Regions from separate parts of the Homo sapiens genome. Here all the other regions are linked to region 3. A link is a loop called in an ENCODE intact Hi-C map of the cell type or tissue named here. Cell type or tissue: gastrocnemius medialis. All regions are shown on one strand. Region 1 has its middle 75 kb from the start of LINC00330. Region 2 has its middle 14 kb from the start of TRE-TTC2-1. Region 3 overlaps LOC105370187 (a long non-coding RNA gene). Region 4 has its middle 57 kb from the start of LINC00330.

Region 1 (5,000 bases), 140 kb after region 3:
GGTGATGGTATAAGGAGCTGGGGGCTTTGGGCAATGATTAGGTCATGAGAGTGGAACTCTCATGAATGAGATTAGTGCCCCAGAGAGCTAGCCTCTCCCTTCCACCATGTGAGGGCACAACAAGAAGGTGCCATCTGTGAACCATGAACCAGGAAGCAAGCCCTCATCAGACATCAAATCTGCTGATGTCTTGATCTTGGACTTCCCAGTCTCCAGAATTGTAAGCAGTAAATTTCTGTTGTTTAGAAGCCACCCAGTCTAAGGCATTTTGTTACAGTAGCCTAAACAGACTAAAACAATTAGCATAATTGCTTTGAAACTATTTTTGCTGTTTAATAACTACCTTGTTCCTTTTACTCCTGTCCTGCCAGAAGCTTCTCCTGTGACCACTGTCCACATGCCTGGGCCCCTCTCCTTGTGGCTCCCCAGCAGCTGGCCTCTGAGCCATGGTGAAGGCAGTGGCCTCCAGTCCTCCACAGCCCTCGACCCAGAATTGCTTGCCACACAGCTGCCTCTTCTCAATAGAAACCTCAGCTGATACACAGAGTCAGTGCTGGAGTTTTTGTAGCTCTAGAGAAAAGGGGCCAGGAGAGTCTGGTTTTTGTATTTCCCCATCTTAAAGCACCCCAGCCAAAAAACTGCAGGTGGGGGCTTCAGTGCATCTGTCATTCTTCCTTTAAGAAAATAACTAAGTTGTCCATAATCACTCCTTGTCTTGTTTGGCCTGAATAATGAATTTTCTTTCTATTTTGGTTATCTTTCTGGCACATTTAAAATGAGATGTATATCTTTATATAACTATTTTTTGTTACTACTCTATTTGAAGGTCATTTAAGACATGTGGTTCACTATTTATTCATTTTATCTACTTTTTAATCACAAACTGAAAATAAATATCCAGGCACTTGCAACTTAAGTTAGAAAAGAGAGGCCCTGGCTAAAGCGGTTTCAGTGCTTTGAAGAGCAAAACCGCAGTGACCCAACAAGGCTTTTTTTCTCACAGTTGGCCTCGGCCTCCACGGGCAAACCCTAAAGTTCCTGTCTCTTCAGTTTCCATAGGAATATTTTACTGGAAGGTAGAGTCAAGAACCTAGAGAAAACTGGTGATGGCTTCTCAAAGTCCCTCCCAGAGACATGGCCTCAGCAGGAGGTATGGGGGAGGGGGCAAATTTCCACTTCACCCAAAGGAGCCCTGGGCTGCCCCCGCGTGGTATCTGCCAACCCCAGGAGGGGCATCCTCCTCTCTTCGTGTCAGCTTCATGGGTCTCCGGAGGGTGGAAGCTGTGGATGTATACTGAGTGCCCACTATAAGCCAGACACTGCAGAACTGCTTCAGACAGCCTGATGTTGCTCAGTCACAGACATCTCTTTCTTTCAAGCAGATGGGGCTACATATGGCAGTCACCAGCTGTGGTTACCTTGGTGGTTGGTACTATCTAGGACCCCTCAGCTTCAGGGATCTTATACCCCACAAGCTGGACTAGGCAGGGTTTCCTGATGACGCCCCAAAGATCACAACTCCTTTTGGCCAGCAGTGCCCATTGCTGGGGGCACCAGGAAACTCTGCTTCCATGGGACATGATTGGCTGTTACAGCCCACCGTTCCCTGCCCCCAACCTTGGGTTTATCTGAGAACTGATCCCAAAGTGTTCTCCTCTTATAGCATGCCCCTGAGAGTCAGGAAATATTTCAGCTCTTTCTCAGGCACTCCCCACCTTAAAGGATAGGACCAGAGGGGGCCTTTACCTGTCCTTCCCAAGGTGGGAGTGATGGTGCAACATTCCATTACTCTACAGCAGCATGGCCAGGCGGGGCAGCAAACCTTGTTCACTCCAATGCAATGTGCTCACTTTTGACCCTTTTGAAAACCCTCCTGATTCAACTTGTGGGAGAGAGGAGCAGGCCCCTCTATAGTCATCATCGTACAAACAACACGCTCCTGATATTAGGGGACCTGGCTGCACCCTCCACATGGACCATCTTCTGGGAAGGTGAGACATCCATCTGCTTTCATGACCTTTTTAGACAGTGGGTCAGTGGGAAGAGGGGAGGACCCAGGATTGGCCTGAGCTGCTTCTAAGGACAGCCTGGAATCAACATCATGACTCCTCAGGGGTTTGGTGTACTTGGGTCTAACCTTCTAGGGGGTTTAATCAGAGAGATGGAACATGCAGGAGGCATGGGATAGTTAGGATTTCCGAACAGAGGAACATTCACCACAGGCAGGTGGCTTCATGGGGGTGGGGCCTGTCTAGGCCATCAGGGTGGAAGCAGGACCCCTCTCAGCAGCCGAGGGAAGGGTATGGTGACCAGTTCCTGCCCTCCAGAGAGAGAGAGAGAGAGAGAGAGAGAGAGAGGTTATTCCAGCAAGGAGGAGGCAGATTGTCAGGCCCCAAGCCAGGCAGCTGTGGTTTGGGGCAGGGTTCCAGGGCCAGCAGGGAGCTGGAGTGCCAAATGGGAGCTGAGCAGGCACCCAGTCATATGCCAGGCTTGGCCCACAGGTAAGTTTAGACAGCAACACTCTGGGGCAGGACATCTGGGTGCCAAAGAGCTTTCCACAAGCACCTGGATCCTGGCCTTGGAGCAGCAAGACTGAGTCCCCATTCACCCCACTAGCAGACAAGGGCCCTAGATTTTGAAACAGCCAGGCTTGTGTAGCATCAGCTCAGCTACCTAGCAAGACAGAGTGAGTGTGCAGATGCCCTGGGGGATATGAGATTACCATACCCCAACCTCCTGCCAGATTCTTTCCTGTTATAGGCAGCCATTCCCATAACCTGAAACAGATGAGGTCTTGCAAAGGTTCCTAGCGGTTTTGTTTTGTTTTAAATCTCTGAAATATATATACAAAAAGAGACTATAGACAATAGATATGTACTTCTATGCATACACAGAGATACACTCACATATACAGATAGGTCTCCTATACATAGTAGATTAATCCCTAAAAAGTTATATTTAAATTTAAATTCTTTTTTTTTTTTTTTGAGACAGAGTCTCACTCTGTTGCCAGACTGAAGTGCAGTGGCACGATCTTGGCTCACTGCAACCTCCGCCTTCCGGGTTCAGGCAATTCTCCTGCCTCAGCCTCCCGAGTAGCTGGGACTAAAGGCACATGCCACCACGCCCAGCTAATTTTTGTATTTTTAGTAGAAGCAGGCTTTCATCATATTGGCCAGGTTGGTCTCAATCTCTTGACCTCTGATCCGCCCACCTCGGCTTCCCAAAGTGTTGGGATTACAGGCGTGAGCCACCGCACCCAGCCCTCTAAATTCTATTTTTATAAACAATCCTTACTTGAAATGTATCAAGGCAACTTCTCCAGATGAATTTGTATGCTCTCTTGCATTAAATAATGGCACATATGTCGCTTTTATTCCCTTTTATATTTTATTTATTTATTTATTATTATTATTTTGAGACAGAGTCTCACTCTGTTGCCCAGGCTGGAGTGCAGTGGCAAGATCTCCGCTCACTGCAACCTCTGCCTCCTGGGTTCAAGGGATTCTCACGTCTCAGCCTCCCAACTAGCTGGGATTACAAGCATGCAACAGTACGTCCTGCTAATTTTTGTGTTTTTAGTAGAAACAGAGTTTCACCATGTTGCCCAGGCTGGTCTCGAACTCCTGACCTCAAGTGATCCGCCTGCCTCTTTTCTATTTTACTGCAGAAGCTCAGAGCTAAATTTCATACTTCCTTAGGTTAAGTCTTCTAATATAATTGTTTTCTTCTTTCCACCTATTTTGTGACTTAACTTTTGTCCATAAGTGCTTGATGTAATAATTTTATGGTTATAACATATCACATGCAGTTTTCACTGATTTGGGAAGTGAATAATGTATAATAATGAGTTGAATTTTTCTAGAATCTTAAAAGTATGTATCAGGGAAGTTTGTCAATTGATGGATTACTAAATTCTGGAAAAGCAGATTAATTCTATTGTAATAAACAACATCCTGTTGTAGAAGCCACCGGGAGAGAGTTGGGAGTGCAGGATTCACCATCTATGGTCGTGTGTGGCAGCGTGTGTGCTAGTGGGTTGGAAGGGATTTATTCCGAAGTCCCCTGTGACAGCAGGGAACCACTGGTCTCCAAATGTAGGCTTACTTTGCCAGCGTCTCTCACTTGGCACCTACTGTCTCAGCCATATTTCCAAACACACCTAGGAATGTTGGCCACATCCTCCCTGGGCAATTCGGACAATGGCTTTGTAGTCCTTTATCTGACCCACTTGGTCAACACGGCGCCTTGACTCAAAGATATCAGAGGAGAGAAAGCCCTGCAGTGTCCATGAGTCCATTCCTCAGGGTGGGGCCGGAGTGAGAGGCAACTTGATCTGCCCCTGCCAGCCCTGGGGAGAAGCAGTGATGAAATCTCACCTTTCCACCCAGCGCAAGCCGTCGGCACTGGCTGTCTCAGGAAGACCGAGTTTAGTTTCTCATTTAGACATCTCTCCTTTAACTTATCTTCTTCCTCACTGTGTTCTTGGAGTTAATTTGCTAAGATGGGAATGTGTGTTTGGGAAATCTCTCAGCAACATGTCAAGTGGCCAGTGGCTGATGTTATTAGCCCTGGTCCAGGGGTGCAGGCTGAAGCTTTGCCTGGGAGGGGTGGCATCTAGGAGGCTCTGCCAGTCCCTCCTGCTACGGGGTGAGACTACGAAGATGAACGACCCTCTCACCCAGTTCTCCAGGCAGGCGCCATTGTGTGGAGTGAGTGGCATTAAGGCTTCAGTCAGCATGAGATGAAGAATGAATGGACAAAAGGTATCTCCCGTCTCAAGCAGCCCGTAGGCACTCGGCACGTGTCCTCAGGCCTCATTTCATAGCACAGAAAGGGAAAGTCCTAGAGACAACCTGGAAATTGTCCTAAAATAAGTGGAGCACTGACATGGGCGAAGGGATTCAATTTTCTTTGTGTATCTTTTGAAGGGCAAAACTAGGACCTGTGAACACAAGTTAGAAGGAAACAAAACTGAGTTCAAAATAAGGAAGGCTTTT
Region 2 (5,000 bases), 62 kb before region 3:
ATAAATAAATAAATAAATAAAAAATACTGAGTCACGATAGTAGAAAATCCATTTCCTCGCAGAGGCAGAGAAAAAAGTTCTGAATTGGGTGCCTGTTTGTATTACAAGGCTGGATGATTTTCTTTTTGATATTTTGAAAGGGATATTTTCCAGAACAGATTTTTAGACTGCAGCTAAAAGCATAATGCTTGAATTTGGTAAGCACTTATTAAGTCTCATACAGTTTGTGGTGGCTGTGATGATATAAGACTGAGAGACAAGGAGAAATTTCTCAACAAATGTCAAAATTGGAAGTGTCTTATATTGTTTTAAAATTGGGAAGAGCTAAGGAGATGGAAGATATAAATCAAATAATGTACTGAGTTGGACTGGCAGAGCCTGAGGTACTTACTACCCTTAATTACTTGGCAAGGACAAATGACACTTGGAATTAATTGCTCACTGTGTCAGACAATGTGTTACTTTGATATAGACCAGTGGTTCTCAAACCAGGATGATCATCTCAATATAGATTCCCAAGCCTTGCCCTGAGATTTCAATTTTTGTAGGTATTGGGGTGTGGCCCAGGAATATTTTAACAAGCTCCCAGTTGCTTCAGATGATCAGACAGGTTTGGGAAGCACTGATTTAGACTATTGTCTGTGCAACAGGAACCCTTTTTGTGGGGCTTTTTGCTTGTTAAAATTCAGATTGCTGAGCTCCACCTCCCATATTTCTGATTCATAGGTTTTGAGTGGGGCCTTTGAATTTGCTTTTCTAATAAGTGTTTAGGAGATGCTGATGTGGCTGGTCCTGGGACCACACTTTGAATACCACTGACATAGACCATCCCCAAGACTCCTGGGCACACTCAACAAAGAAAAATTCCATAGCGAGGTCTCCAGTTTTTGTGGCTCAAGTTTTTGCATTTCCTTTTCATGTTCTACTTCGTGATTTCTTTTTTACCCTGGAATGAGCATTAACTGATGGACCTCTGTCCCAGGGGAAGGTTTGGAGAGGAAAGAAAATGAAGTCTGTTGACTAGGAAGGTGGTAGTATAAGGAAAGTATCCCAGAAGTTGTGTAGCTGTGGGCAAAACCCTCGTTCTGTGACCTTGGTTTTACTGTGATCTGGCAGGTCTCCTCATCTTCCTGAGCTCCAGCCATGCTTCCTCAGTGTGCTTCCGCCTGCCAGGAGGCGTTTGCTCTTCTCTAAGTCTGGAAAGCTCTTCTCGTTTCCCTATTGTCTTATTGCTTGCTTAAACTTGAGTCTCTGCTTGGTCATCGCTTCCTCAGGAAGCCTTTGCTGACCTCCCTCAGTGGGTCACTCCTTTTATACACACTCAGCACCATGTACTTGCCTATCTCAGCAGTTACCACAGTGGCAGTTTTTTATTTCCTTGCGTGATAATTTGATTTGTCTCTCTCCACTAGACTGTAACCTCTGTGCTTTACAATGTAAAAAACCGTATCTGTTTGTGTTCCTATTGTGTTCCGGCCTCAGGCACTGTGCCTGGCACATAGTAGCTGAATGAGCAGCAATGAATGGGGTCACACTGTACAAACAGAGTGGCAAGGGCAGGGTAGGTATTCCAAACTTGGCTGCATTTCTGCCTGCGTGTTTCTAGAAGATACTGCTATTCTTATAATTTCCTATTTTTTGCTCAGATTCATTTCTCTTATTTTCCAGAGTCCTGACAGTACGACTACTATTTATTGAGTGCTGACTACATAGGCCAGGCATCAGCTATGATCTCACATTTGACACTGATTTAGGAGGTCAAGAATCTTAGTCTACTAACATTTAAGATAGCATTTTTTCCCTGAGATTCTAAAAACCACAATGTGTGTTGTAAAGATACAATCTATAGATAAAAGTAATTTTTTAAGTTTTATATTAAGGAAAAACAGCAAAAGCAATTTTATTTTTAAACTAAGGCTTTTTATGGAATTGGGGATAGGTGGTGCCAAAGGATAGATAGTAAGGTGATTTCCAACGAATTGGAAATAGGACTGCCCTCTAAATCTCATAACTGGTAATGTCCAGAAAACGCACTCACTTTATAGAGACAGGGTAGTTTGGTTACTGGCTAGAACAAGGCTTGACTAACAATACTTAAATGTCCAAACCATATCTATGTCAATAAGAAAGGGATTGTGGCGTGGTGGCTCATGCCTGTAATCCCAGCACTTTGGGAAGGCAAGGGGTGGGCAGATCACCTGAGATCAGGAGTTTGAGACTAGCCTGGCCAACGTGGTAAAACCGCGTCTCTACTAAAAATACAAAAGTTAGCCAGGTGTGGTGGTGCACACTTGTAATCCCAGCTCCTGGGGAGGCTAGGCCAGGAGAATCGCTTGAACCCAGGAGGCAGAGTTTACAGTGAGCCAAGATCGCGCCACTGCACTCCAGCCTGGGCAAAAGCACAAGACTGTCTCCAAAAAAAAAAAAAAAAATTGGGGGGAGTTGGTATGCTGTAAATAAAAAAAAAAAAATCTAGATTCAGAGAGTCACAATGGCACTAAATAAGAAAAGATCAGGGGGACCCTGGCCCAAAGACTCAATTACTCTAGTTCCTGTAGATAGATCTTTGCTATGGAAACCAATTGAATCATCCAACTAATTACCCTCACTGGAAGTCCATGTTGACTTGCAAGCTCTAGATGAGCGTTGGGAGATAGTTCTCCAAGGGTCCCTCACGCTTCCTTTGTGCTGGACTATCTTTTCAAGGATGTTTGTGTAGCACACAGCCTTGGAAAAGAGACACGGTGGCTCTCCATGGAGCACAGGGCAGGCAGGCTTACTGCCCATTATAAAATATATGCGTTTCCTAAGAGCAGGGTTCCCTATGCAACTCGATCCACTGCATATGCAGATGTCACCTAGTCCTCTTCACGGTGTCATGTGGCAATTGGGGCTTGAGGAACCAGTACAAATACTGAGACTCTGGCTACTGCTAAGGCCATGAATAGAAAGCCGTTTGTCTCTGACTCAGAGGTTTTGTGCCTCCCAGCATCCATGAAATTGTGGCAGGCTAATTGTGGTCATGCTGGCCCAGATGTCTCTCTCCTCACGACAGTGACATGAGGGACAGATTCCCTTTTGTTTTTTGCTGACACAGCCAATTTCTGAGCCTAACAAGTTGAGGACCAGCCCCTGGAACAGGAATTAATAAAGATAAAGACCTCCTGGGAGATTGCAACAGCAGCTGTGTTCTTAATTGTTCATAAGAAGGCAGATGGAAAGAGTTCCTATAAGGGACTTGTATTGGTCTGAGTTCAGTCAGGAGACAGAAACCACGATAGGAATTTCAACAGATAACTTAATAGAAAGGATTGTTAGCCAGGTATTAGGCAAGAGAAAGGCAAAGTGGGGATACTCAGGTATCACAGAGGTAAGAATAATAGGAAACAGGCTGGGTGTGGTGCGGTGGCTCACACCTGTAATCCCAGCACTTTGGGGGGTGGAGGCAGGCAGATCACTTGAGCTAGGAGTTTGAGACCAGCCTGGCCAGCAAGGTGAAACCCCGACTCTACTAGAAATACAAAATTTAGCTGGGCCTGGTGGGGCACGCCTGTAATCCCAGCTACCTGGGAGGCTGAGGCAGGAGAATCACTAGAACCAGGGAGGCAGAGGTTGCAGTGAGCCGAGATCATGCCACTGCACTTCAGCCAGAGTGACAGTGTGAGACTCTGTCTCAAAAAATAAAAAAAAAAAGAAGAATAGGAAACAGCAATCACCCTTGGGGCTGGGTGAACAAAAGTCAGAAAAAATATTTTTTGAAACTTAGGGGCTTGGAGCAGGGCCCTGCAGGGTGAGGACTCAGCCCTCTGGGCTAGGAAGGTCCCGCTTGGCTGGCCCCGATGCCTCATGCTGAGGAGGGGATGCCAGCCAGTAGGTGCTGGTGTCTCTGAGCAGAGAGAGATGGGGAGGAGGTGGTGAGGCTGCTTCTGGAAATGGTGGAAACACTGGAAGCAACTGCTGCTGCCGGGATGAGGTGGTGTGATCATGGTCACTCTTAGGAACAGGAAGCCAACAGCTCCCTTCCTCTAGTACCCCTCCTGGCAGAGCCAAACAGAGACAGCCAGCTGCCAAAATAAGCCTGGGCTGCAGAGTCCCAGTCCCAGCATCCCAAAGGATAAAAAATAATCAGCACAGGATTTTAAAAGGCTATTTGACTACAGGTTAGAAAGTGGGAGGAGGGAGTGGCCTGGGAGGGAGTTGGGCAGTTGCCTAGGGGTCCTCCAGCATTAACTTGAACTTGAATCTTTCTTTAGGTCGGGGAAGGGAGCAGCCATGGACAGCTGACTTGGTAACATGGGCGATTACCAGGACTATTTTGTAGAGCATGCTGGAAGGAGGCAGAAAGAAACATGTTCATATGCTGCAGGGAAGATGGCCCCACTGGCTACTTTTTAAGATTGCATACAATTTTATGGGCTTTGCAGAGAACTGCGCAAATTCCCGTGTCTGTCCCCCACCCTGTTAATGACTGCCATATTGTAAGAGAAAGAACTTGGCAGATGTTTGATTATGCCTCACCCACCATTTGTGGCCCACATGACTTTCACATGAACTGATTTGTAAACTATAAAGCAGTATGCAAATGAGAAGTGGTATTTATTATTTGTATCCTTTCTGGCCATTGGCTGAGTTCCAGGCAGATGATGGGTTTCTATCTTCAACAGAGGATTTCAGAGGAGATCAAAATTACAGAGAGTAAACACTCAGAACTTATAAATTTTTGTTTTGTTGTTTTATTGTTTTGCTTTGTTTTTTGATTTGTTTGAGATGGAGTCTAGCTCTGTCACCCAGGCTGGAGTGCAGTGGCATGATCTGGGCTCACTGCAACCTCCACCTTCCGAATTCAAGCGATTCTCCTGCCTCAGCCTCCCGAGTAGCTGGGATTACAGGTGCCTGCCACCACACCCAGCTAATTTTTGTATTTTTAGTAGAGACGGGGTTTCACTGTGTTGGCCAGCTGGTCTCGAACTCCTGACCTCATGATCTGCCTGCTTTGGCCT
Region 3 (5,000 bases):
ACTGAAGACCTGGGAGGAGGCAGAGAGCTGGAAACTGTGTCAAGGGTGATTAAGCCCTGCTTCTGGTACAAGAAAGTTAAACCTAGATTTAAAATGGATGCCGAGGAAACATCAAATGGTAAGCATTCACTAAGGAAATACAATGTTGTTTAGTCATTTTCACTTTCAGAAATCAGATCTCCATGCTCATGTACTGGTCACCACTGCAGTCCTCTGCTCTGTCCAGCGGTCTGGCCATGGTCAACAATCTGCATGGGGTCGCCTCCTTTCTCTTCCTTGCTCACCTCCTTCCATGCTCGCTTCCTCACGGTCTAGTAGCGATTGAGCTGCCCTGGGTTGGGGTGTGGGGAGGGAGATGAGGGCGACGGGAAGCTCTTCCGCCTCAGACATGGTCATAACTGGCTTCGTCCTCTCCGTGCTGCCAGGGGCTCAGAGCTGACTTGTTTTCTCCTGGGAGCTTTTGTGGGTTCTTGGGAGCCTTCCTCCCACCCCCTCCATTTATCCCCAGGAATTCGGAAGCAGCTCTAGTCTGACCTTCCCAGCCCCTCGTGTCCCAGCAGTCTGCCTCTAGCTCTCGGGCGGACAGCAGCTTGAAGCCCCACACAGCCTCCTCCTGCCCTACCCAGAGTGGGGCCCTGGGAACTTCTAGACACATTTTGCCCCAGTAGATCCTGGGAGGGCAGTGCCTTCCCAATGCAGCAGCTCTCCCTTGCTTGGGAGCACCTATCCAGGCTTCCCTGTGCTCTTCAGACTTCTCACCTGGAGACAGACACCAGCCTTCCCTGTTCCTGTCCCCAAACTGGAAGGGATTCACATCAATCTCCAGGTGGTCTCCTTAAAGCTCTGCTTTCTTGCATTGAGGTAGACGGGGACCCAACCTCTGTCCTTTCTCTTTAGGGAGAGTGGGACTCAGCAAACAAGGGATTCTTCAAAAGTTGTCCTCCCAAATCCCTCTTCCTAGAGTCCCCTCATACCCTCCACAGTAGGAGGATCTGAGTTTCTGGACTGTTCTTGGCAATCCCCACCTTTGCTAGGGCTCCAGGCTGGTTTGCTTCACAACTTAATGTAGTGTCTACTGTCTGTTGTCTCAGTGTTTCAGTGGAAACTTCTAATTTTTTTTCAAGTTGGGGTCTTGCTCTGTTGCCCAGGCTGGAGTGCAGTGGTTTGATCATAGCTCACTGCAGCCTCAGCTCCCTGGGCTCAAGTGATCCTCCTACCTCAGCCTACCAAACAGCTGGGACTACAGGTGTGTGCCACTATGCCCAGCTAAGTTTTAAATTTTTTGTAGAGATGGGGGTCTCCCTATGTTGCCCAGGCTGGTCTCAAACGCCTGGGCTCAGGTGATCTTCCCATCTCAGACTCTCAGCTGAGACTACAGACACATGACTAATTTTTGTATTTTTAATTTTTGTAGAGATGGGGTCTCTCTATGTTGCCCAGGCTGGTCTCAAACTACTGGCCTCAAGTGATCCTCCTGCCTTGGCCTCCCAAAGTGTTGGGATTACAGACGTGAGCCACTTTACCCAGCAGAAAACTTCTAATTTAACCCCTTCCACAACGTTTAGTGCCCATCATTCTCATGGGAGCAGACCATGAGTGCATGCTCTGCTGGAAGCTGGCATGTGTAGGAGAGGGTGGCAGAGGAGATGGCAAAAGTGGACAGGGGCTTCTTTGTTCAGATGGCTCACGACTGTGACCTTTGCCTAATCAGGTCCTGCCTTGATGGAGAATAGGGGCGCAGAAGGTTAGGCTCCTGTCTCCTTATGAGAATAACAAGGCTTTGTTTACTATGGCACAATTACAGAGTGTGTTTAATATACACATTCTCATTAAAACTCCCAACAACTCAGTGGGATTGTTACTATATTATTCCCATTTTTACAGATAAGAGTACAGGTTCAGGAAGTTCAGCCATTGCTCACGGTCACACAGCTAGAAGGTAACTCATTTGACTTAGGCCGAGCTCCTTCTGTTACACCATAATACCTGGAGTCAGGGGCGGGGACCTCTCTGAAAGCCTGCCTTTGGGCAGGATGTTGTCCTTGGGAGATGGCTGTGGAAGCTGCCCGCGCCCAGCTGGCTTGCTGTGCTCTCAGGAACTGTGGACATTCTGTCCTCCACACCTGCCTGCCAAATGGAACTGGCTGTGCTGAGAAAACACAGCCTGTGACTTCACTCTCTCTGCTTCCCACCTGACACCTCAAAGACTCAACTAGTCCTGCCCAGGATCTTGGCCACCTGCCCTGTTTTCAAATCTCCCTGGTCACCCAGACCCAGAGGTTGTGAGGACAACCTCTGTATCCAGCAGAGGGCCCTGGATGAGTGCCTTGCAGCCCCCAAAGAGAAGAGCAGGTTTCTCAGCAACATGGGACCCGCCCCATCCCTACCCACGGGACCTGCCAACCTCTGCAGCCCCACTAACCCTTTGGTTACCCGTGTGTAGAGAAGTTCACCCAGAAATTCTTATCCCCTCACTTCTCTTCTGCAGAGTTTGGTTTCAATTCATTAGAAGACGGAATCATCTGCCAAAGGAGGAGGAGAAGAGGGAATTTAAACTTTGTTCTCCCTAGCAAGAGGCTGACCTGACGTTTTGCTTTAATTAATCTTTGTTTTTAGGATAATAAAAGCAACACATATCGATTGTAGAAAATTGAGAAATACAAAAAAAGGAAACATTTTAAAATCACACATGAGTATTACACTCTAAGATTTTTGTGCATTTTCTTCTAGCATCATACTCACATATGTAAAGCATATCTGCATAATGCTTTTAACAAAATTAGAATGATATAATATATACTGTATTGTTAACTGCTTTTTTTTTTCACTTATCAGTATGTTACTGAGCATCACTACTACCAACATTGTTTGGCAGACTTTTTTGAGAGAGAGAGAGTCTTGCTCTGTTGCCCAGGCTGGAGAGCAGCAGTGCAATCTCGGCCCATTGCAACCTGTGCCTCCCAGGTTCAAGCGATTCTCCTGCCTCAGCCTCCTAAGTAGCTGGGATTACAGGCACCCGTCATCACGCCTGGCTAATTTTTGTATTTTTAGTAGAAATGGGGTTTCGTATTTCTGTTGGCCAGGCTGGTCTCGAACTCCTGACCTCAGGTGATGAGCCCACCTCAGCCTCCTGAAGTGCTGGGATTATAGGCGTGAACCACTAAGCCTGGCCGGTTTGGCAGACTTTTAAATAATCCTGTGTGACACATTCCACACTGTACTAGAAAGACAACAGAAAGGCTGTGGCAGTGGCTCGTGCCTGTAATCTTAGCACTTTGGAAGGCCGAGGTGGGCAAATCGCTTGAGCCCAGGAGCTCAAGACCAGCATGTGCAACACAGCGCAACTCTGTCTCCACAAAAATACAAAAAATCAGCCGGGTGTAGTGGCGACACCTGCAGTCCCAGCTACTTGGAAGGCTGAGGTGAGAGGATGACCTGAGCCTGGGAGGTCAAGGTTGCAGTGAGCTGAGATTGCGCCATTGCCCTCCAGCCTGGGCAACAGAGCAAGACTCTGTCTTAAAAACAAACAAACAAACAAACAAAATACAACAGACAGAACAAACTCGTGGGAGGATGAATTGTGGGCACTGCCCAGGGACCTCTCCCTGGCAAGACCCCAGGCACATCTTATCAACCCAGCTTGAAGAAACTGACCCATTAGTGCTGTTGAATCTTTGAAATCTCCTTTCCTTTTTCCTTAAAAATAAAATTGAACAGTGTGCCCAGTTTCTCCTGCCTCCTATGGCTTGGGCTGTGGCCTGCCACAAAAGGCTCCTCTCAAGGAAGAGGATATGCGTCCTTCTGTTCTTCCCCACCGACCCCGCCACGTCTACAGGTTCTGGCCCTCACTGCTCCAGGGCTCCTTCTTTATCGTGCCCTTTAAGTGGAGGTTGGTACCAAACCCTATCCCAGTCCTCCCATAATTAAGATGTGCACAATTCTGTTAAAAGCCCTTTTATGTAACAAGATCATTTGGCCCCTGAATGATGGGGCTTTGAATTGGATTTTTAATCATAGACCAAACCCTGCTGCCTCACAGTATCTCAAAGGAAAAGCTCCCTTGCTTTTAAATTCAAGTACACAGCACATTCAGCCAAATGCATTCAGAAACTAAATGATGGCAATGGGTTATGATGGGGGGTTTTACATGATTTGTAAGTGTCAAGAAGAGTAGCAACAAGAAGCCTAATAGCTTCTAATACCTTCTCATGAAATGTTCTCACAGCCTGTGACTAAAAACACTCCCTCCTGACCTGCCCAATGTCTGTGGCTTATTGTGAGAAGTGAGTAACGTACCACAGGTAGAGAAATTTCCCTTCCGGTTCGGGGCTTTGCTAGAAGCTGCTTTAACCACTTTTCAGATTGGTTTCAGATTGTCCTGGACTCTAGTGTAACCCTCCATTTTTTTACTTCTCAGTTGATACATATTTCTATATTAGAGAAATCAGAGTGTACTTTAGAAATATTTTCAGATGTGTTTCCATAGCCTATAAACCTTGTTAGCCTGGGGGCTTGGCACTCAAAGAAGCAATGGGTTTTGGGAGCTTCGAGTGAAAGGCAGATAGCCAATAGATCAATAAAGCAATTGGTCAGTTTTAATTGTTAAAAAAATATTTTAGATTTAATCCTTAGCCAGACTACTGGCTTACGGGAATGAGGAAGGGAGGGCGGTGAGAGGAAGAAATTCCTAAATTAATCTAGCATATCAAGAACTATGCCTGGAGAACTTGAATCATTAGAGCTCCTTCGGCACACTGTCCAGACGTTTCCTCCCTTGCCTGTGCTGGTTCAGGCTGAGGCTGTGGAGTCAGCCCTGAGGGAGGAGGGGTGTGAGGAAGAGAACGGCCGGGAGACTTCTGCTGAGGTTGCTGATGTGTAAGTGAGGCAGAGGGACACGGAGGTCATAGGAAGTTGGCTGACCCTTATTTCCTCCCCTGCTCTAAGCTAAATCTGGGGTCTGGGATGGAAGAAGCCTTTAGAAACATCAGATCGTTAGGACG
Region 4 (5,000 bases), 120 kb after region 3:
CATAATTTCTCCATATATAATTAGAGACATTGGAAGCCTATTACCACCAGGAAATTAAAAACTTCAGCGTGTTTTCATTGCAATGAGGAGTCAAAGACTGCACAAGGATTCTAGCCAACACCTTCTCATGGGATGCCCAAGACAAGTAATTCTGTTGCTCTCATCCTCAGCCTTCTTATCTAAAAAAGAGGGTAACATCTGTCCTGCTTACTTCACAAGGTTGTTATTATGAGGATAATTAAACTGAACTCAAGTAAACAAATATTTAGTGGGCACCTACTACCCTTCATGGAATTTATGGACCAGCATAGGAGGAAAGTAGATACAGTTCACAATAGAAAGTATCACATTGGCCAAGTGCGGTGGCTCACACCTGTAATCCCAACACTTTGGGAGGCTGAGGTGGATGCATCACTTGAAGTCAGGAGTCCAAGACCAGCCTGGCCAACATGGTGAAACCCTGTTTCTACTAAAAATACAAAAATTAGCCAGGCATGGTGGTGTGCACCTGTATTCCCAGCTACTCAGGAGGCTGAGGCAACAGAATCCCTTGAACGTGGGAGGCGGAGTTGCAGTGACCCGAGATCACGCCATTGCACTGCAGCCTGGGTGACAGAGTGAGACTCTGTCTCAAAAAATAGAAAGTTTCACATCATCTAGGTGACAGGGAAGCAGAGTGATCCAGACACAAGTAAAGGGAACGTGAATTCTGGCTGGTGCCATCGGGGAAGGGATCATGGAAGTGGAAGCATCTGAGTAAGACCTTGAAGGAGGATTCTTTAGAAGGGGAGCTTTCCAAACAGAGGGACAACAAGAGCCAAGCGCAGAGACAGGACACCATGAGAACTCAGTGGAAGTCTATGAACTGTAAAGCACTCTTCACTTACAAAATACTGCTTGTTACCTCTACTGGAGCCACCACTCACTCTTCCCAACAGCCATGGCCCTACTAGGTAATAAGATAACAGTGATTCAGAGCTAAGGCCGGCCTACCTGCATACAGAATTTGGGAGTAGGCAAGACTGACTTCATGGCATCTCCTGTCTCAAAGGAGGTGATGGAACATCGCAAGTCCAGCTCGGAGGAATGAACATCAACCAAAGATTAGCAGTTCAATACTCTTTCCATCTCCCAACTTCTTTTCCAACTCCCCCTCAGTTAGCTCCTTTCTGTGCATTACCACCGCAACTCTCTTCCCTTTAAAGAATCAAGGATAGCCCTTGATTTTTATTACAGCCAACCAGGGATCAAAATCCTGGTTATGTAGATTTCTAGCTATTTGATAAGAAGCAGCTTTGTTTAATCTATATAAGACTTAAACTTTACATATGTAACCTGGGAATGAAAATAAGAGCAGTCACTTCATAGAATTGCTGAGAAGATTAAGTAAGATAGTGTACCTGGTATATAGCACTCAAAATGTTATTTATGATTATCATCTAGAGCAGGGGTTGCCAAACTATGGCTCATGGGCCAAATCCAGCCACGTCCATTCATTTCTGTATTGCCTAAGTAGTTTTCTGCTGCAATGGTAGAATCAAAGACTTGTGACATAGGTGGTGTGACCCGCAAAGCTGAAATACTTAATATCAGGCCCTCTTGTAGAAAAAGTTTGCTAACCTCTGATCTAAAGAGAGAAGAAGAGAAACCTGCTTATGTTACATTTACAACCAGTTACAGGGTTTTGTCCTCAGGCTTACCCGTGACTTTATCTCCTTTCTGTTGGTTATTGGTATCTTATGATACATGGTATGTACCCTTCAGTAATGGAGAAGTCCTCACATAGATCTTCACATCTGAGTACCATGGAGAACACTGAAGTCTCCTTCTATATTCCCAGAGTCTAGTATTAATAGATAAGGACACATAGCAAATGACGGATGACAAATTCTGGCTCTGATTAGCGAGACCATAGTCTCAAATGGCAACTGCAGAGTACTCCTAAGATGAAAGGGAATTTAACATGTTATGAGGCGGTGAAACAACTGTGACTCAGTCACTGAGCAGAAGGAAGCAACAATATGGAAAAGTAGGCAAACCATGGTGAACTGTTTGAAATTCCTGCTAACCTCCCACTGTGCCCCTTAAATTAAGGGCCCAGTAGAGCCTACTTCAATTCCATTTAAATATCTTTCTTTTCTGCCAGGTACTGTGGCCCACACCTGTAATCCCAACAATGTGGGAGGCTGAGGTGGGAGGATTGATTGAGGCCAGGAATATTGAGACCCCATCTCCACAAAAAAATAAAAAATAAAATAAAACTTTCACTTCAAGATTTCTAGCATTATTGCTATTATGAGATGTACAGAAACCTAGGTAGATTGGGACTGTGCATCCAGACAGTATTTCTAGAATTTTATTATTTGTACATTGGGGAAAACACTGGGCTTGTGTTTAAGAAATATTGTCATATTCTAGATGGGACTGTAGAGGCATTTCACCTCACCTCTCTGGGCCTCCATTTCCTGGCATACACAATCTCTTTGTTAGCTGTAAAATATTATTAAAGGGAGACATCCACGGACCTGTGTATGCGTGTGTATGTCGTTGTGTGATGGGGGTGTTCTGTAAGGGAAGTGACTGTGAGCTTTCTTTTGAACGTTAAATGCAATGAGAAAATACTCTAAAACAAGCTCTGGTTGCTACTATTTTCACCTACTATCCCCCAGGCCATCTGGATTGGTTCAGCTTGTTCAATCAAGGGAAGCATGTTTGGAACCTAGGCTCTCATGAAGGGAAAGCAAAAAACGTGTTCATTTCTTCACACCTTTGATTCAAATGTCTCTGTTCCTAAAATTATTGGCCCAGAGAATTATATCTTGTCAGTGTAAAGAGGTTTTTCTTAATTGCTAAAAAAAAAACACACACACACACACAACAAATAGTTATTCATTAAAAATGCCAACATTTGCTGAGCTGTCACTATGTTCCAAGTGCTGCAATAAGTGCTGGGGCCAGGAAGAATGGGCAGTCATTGTCCTGCGATGATCTCAGTTCCAACCTTGGAATACTCTTGGACAATTCCGTTCTGGTAACATGTTGTTTTATTTTCATCGCTAGCCACAACAGTGAAGGTCTTTGACCTCCCCTTACCGCATAACTCTTCCTCACAGGGTGCGCGTGTCCTGTTGATTCTCTCTCCTCTCCTGCTTTCCCTCTGCTTTTGGAGTTTCATTCTCAGGAAGGTACAAATGACTGTCAACAGTTCAGATTTTTCTTCCTGGTGTAATTGCATTATAGCAGAGTTCAACGCCTTCCCTATAGCACCTTTTCCTGCATAACCTGAATTTGGTCTTAGAACTCATCTGTCATTACCAGTCAATGGAGGTTTTATGAATTTTTTTTAGAGCCCTGAAAAATTAGATGATATAAGTAAGAGCCTACCCCTATTACATATAAGGTCTGAACTTAGCAAAAAGCATAGCCCAAAGGTGGCAATTTTCATGTGGAAATGTTCTTTATGAGAAAGAAAACCAGAGATGACATTTACTATGCTGAAAAGCTAGCCATTGTGAGGAGTGTGGCATTTATATCATTATAAAGGCACAGCTGCTTAAAATACCCACATGAAATTCAGAACTCAGAGCACAAGAATTTTGGGCATTGAGAGTCCCAGAGATGCTTTAAGGTGATCAGGTGACCAGTTTGCCTCAGGAAGAATCTAATTTAAATGTTGTAGAACAACCCTATGAGGAGCTCTATTCTAGAAAGTTCTACCATCTTAAGCCCATTGTTCAAAAGGCACTAATGTCTTAAGACAAGCTTGTCCAACCTGTGGCCTGTGGGCCACGTGCAGCCCAGGATGGCTTTGAACGCAGCCCAACACAAGTTCATAAACTTTCTTAAAACATTATGAGATTTTTTTTTTTTTAGCTCATCAGCTATAGTTAGTATTTAGTGTATTTTATGTGTGGGTGAAGACAATTCTTCTTCCAATGTGGTCCAGGGAATCCAAAAGATTGGATGCCCCTGGTGTTTTGTTTGTTTGTTTTTTGTTTTTTTGACAGAGTCTCACTCTGAAGCCCAGGCTGGAGTGCATTGTCACTATATCGGCTCCCTGCAACTTCCGCCTCCCGGGTTCAAGTGATTTTCCTGCCTTAGCCTCCCAAGTAGCTGGGATTACAGGCTCCCGCCATCATGCCTGGCTAAGCTTTTGTATTTTTAGTAGAGATAGGGTTTCCCCATGTTGACCAGGCTGGTCTCAAACTCCTGACCTCAGGTGATCCACCTGCCTCGGCCTCCCAAAGTGCTGGGATTGCAGGCATGAGCCACCGCGCCTGGCCTGGACACCCCTGTTTAAGAAGAAAAATGAACACATAAATTAATGAGGCTTTAACTTGCAATTATATTGTCAAAAAGACTCATTTGATAATTTAAGTAATATTTTATACCTTTAACAGTATTTAATGTGAAACTGTCTGTTAAACTTGGGTACCTGCTGGGTTATACTAGATTGTAAAAATTGCAATATAGTTGTGGAATTTCAAAAGCAACATTATGCACTTATGACTATAATAAAGACAGGAGAGCAGAGTCCAAGTAGATGCATTGTTGGAGTTGACAATAGAAGCATGAAGACCTCCCTGATTAATAGGTGTGCACAGTGCTCCTTCCTGGAGTACTAGGAATGTGTCAGGAGATAGAACCATCTGTGATACTATCTTTGCCCTTGGCAGAGGTGCCAACTGGGCCTAGACCGGGCTCCTTTAATAAGCTCTCTTCTCCATGTATTAATTGTGAAACTCTGAAACCCTTCACCAGCTGTGGAAAGTATTTGAGACACCTGTCTATAGGTACATGAGTATAGTAGCATAGCCCATTTAGAAATCCACAGAAACCAGTAGTATGTTCAAAGTTATTTTTTTGCCTGACATCTCATTCCCAATATAAAAGCATCATCTACTGTTTTGATTATAAGCATTAATTATTGACTAGATGACTTTTTAAAATTCCTAATTCCTTCAAAGCTACATTTTTGTAAATACTCAATTTTTTCTCCC

Evidence for each region. A loop is a pair of places that touch in the nucleus more often than their neighbours do. Peaks named below come from ENCODE experiments on the same cell type or tissue, not always from the same donor. Only the 100,000 strongest peaks of a DNase experiment are listed, where the experiment ranks them.
Region 1: a loop joins it to region 3, with 10 times the contacts of the local background. A loop is called at or near these places in 5 of 110 quality-filtered maps.
Region 2: it touches region 3 in a loop (5-fold over the local background); 3 of 110 quality-filtered maps call a loop at or near these places.
Region 4: a loop joins it to region 3, with 1.9 times the contacts of the local background. A loop is called at or near these places in 3 of 110 quality-filtered maps.

Annotation. Positions count from the first base shown.
Region 1 is chr13:44,731,985-44,736,984 of GRCh38, reverse strand. No RefSeq gene overlaps it. Among named protein-coding and RNA genes, the nearest start is that of LINC00330, 75 kb to the left of the region's middle. In gastrocnemius medialis, no CTCF peak of the experiment used is centred here; DNase peaks (open chromatin) are centred at 2,494 and 4,294; H3K4me3 peaks cover 727 bases; H3K27ac peaks cover 3,472 bases.
Region 2 is chr13:44,929,376-44,934,375 of GRCh38, reverse strand. No RefSeq gene overlaps it. Among named protein-coding and RNA genes, the nearest start is that of TRE-TTC2-1, 14 kb to the right of the region's middle. In gastrocnemius medialis, no CTCF peak of the experiment used is centred here; a DNase peak (open chromatin) is centred at 2,915; H3K27ac peaks cover 4,132 bases.
Region 3 is chr13:44,867,841-44,872,840 of GRCh38, reverse strand. The region is part of intron 3 of LOC105370187 (a long non-coding RNA gene); the gene reads left to right. Among named protein-coding and RNA genes, the nearest start is that of TRE-TTC2-1, 48 kb to the left of the region's middle. In gastrocnemius medialis, a CTCF peak has its summit at 2,345 (motif pointing right); a DNase peak (open chromatin) is centred at 2,260; H3K27ac peaks cover 5,000 bases.
Region 4 is chr13:44,750,391-44,755,390 of GRCh38, reverse strand. No RefSeq gene overlaps it. Among named protein-coding and RNA genes, the nearest start is that of LINC00330, 57 kb to the left of the region's middle. In gastrocnemius medialis, no CTCF peak of the experiment used is centred here; no DNase peak of the experiment used is centred here; H3K27ac peaks cover 2,868 bases.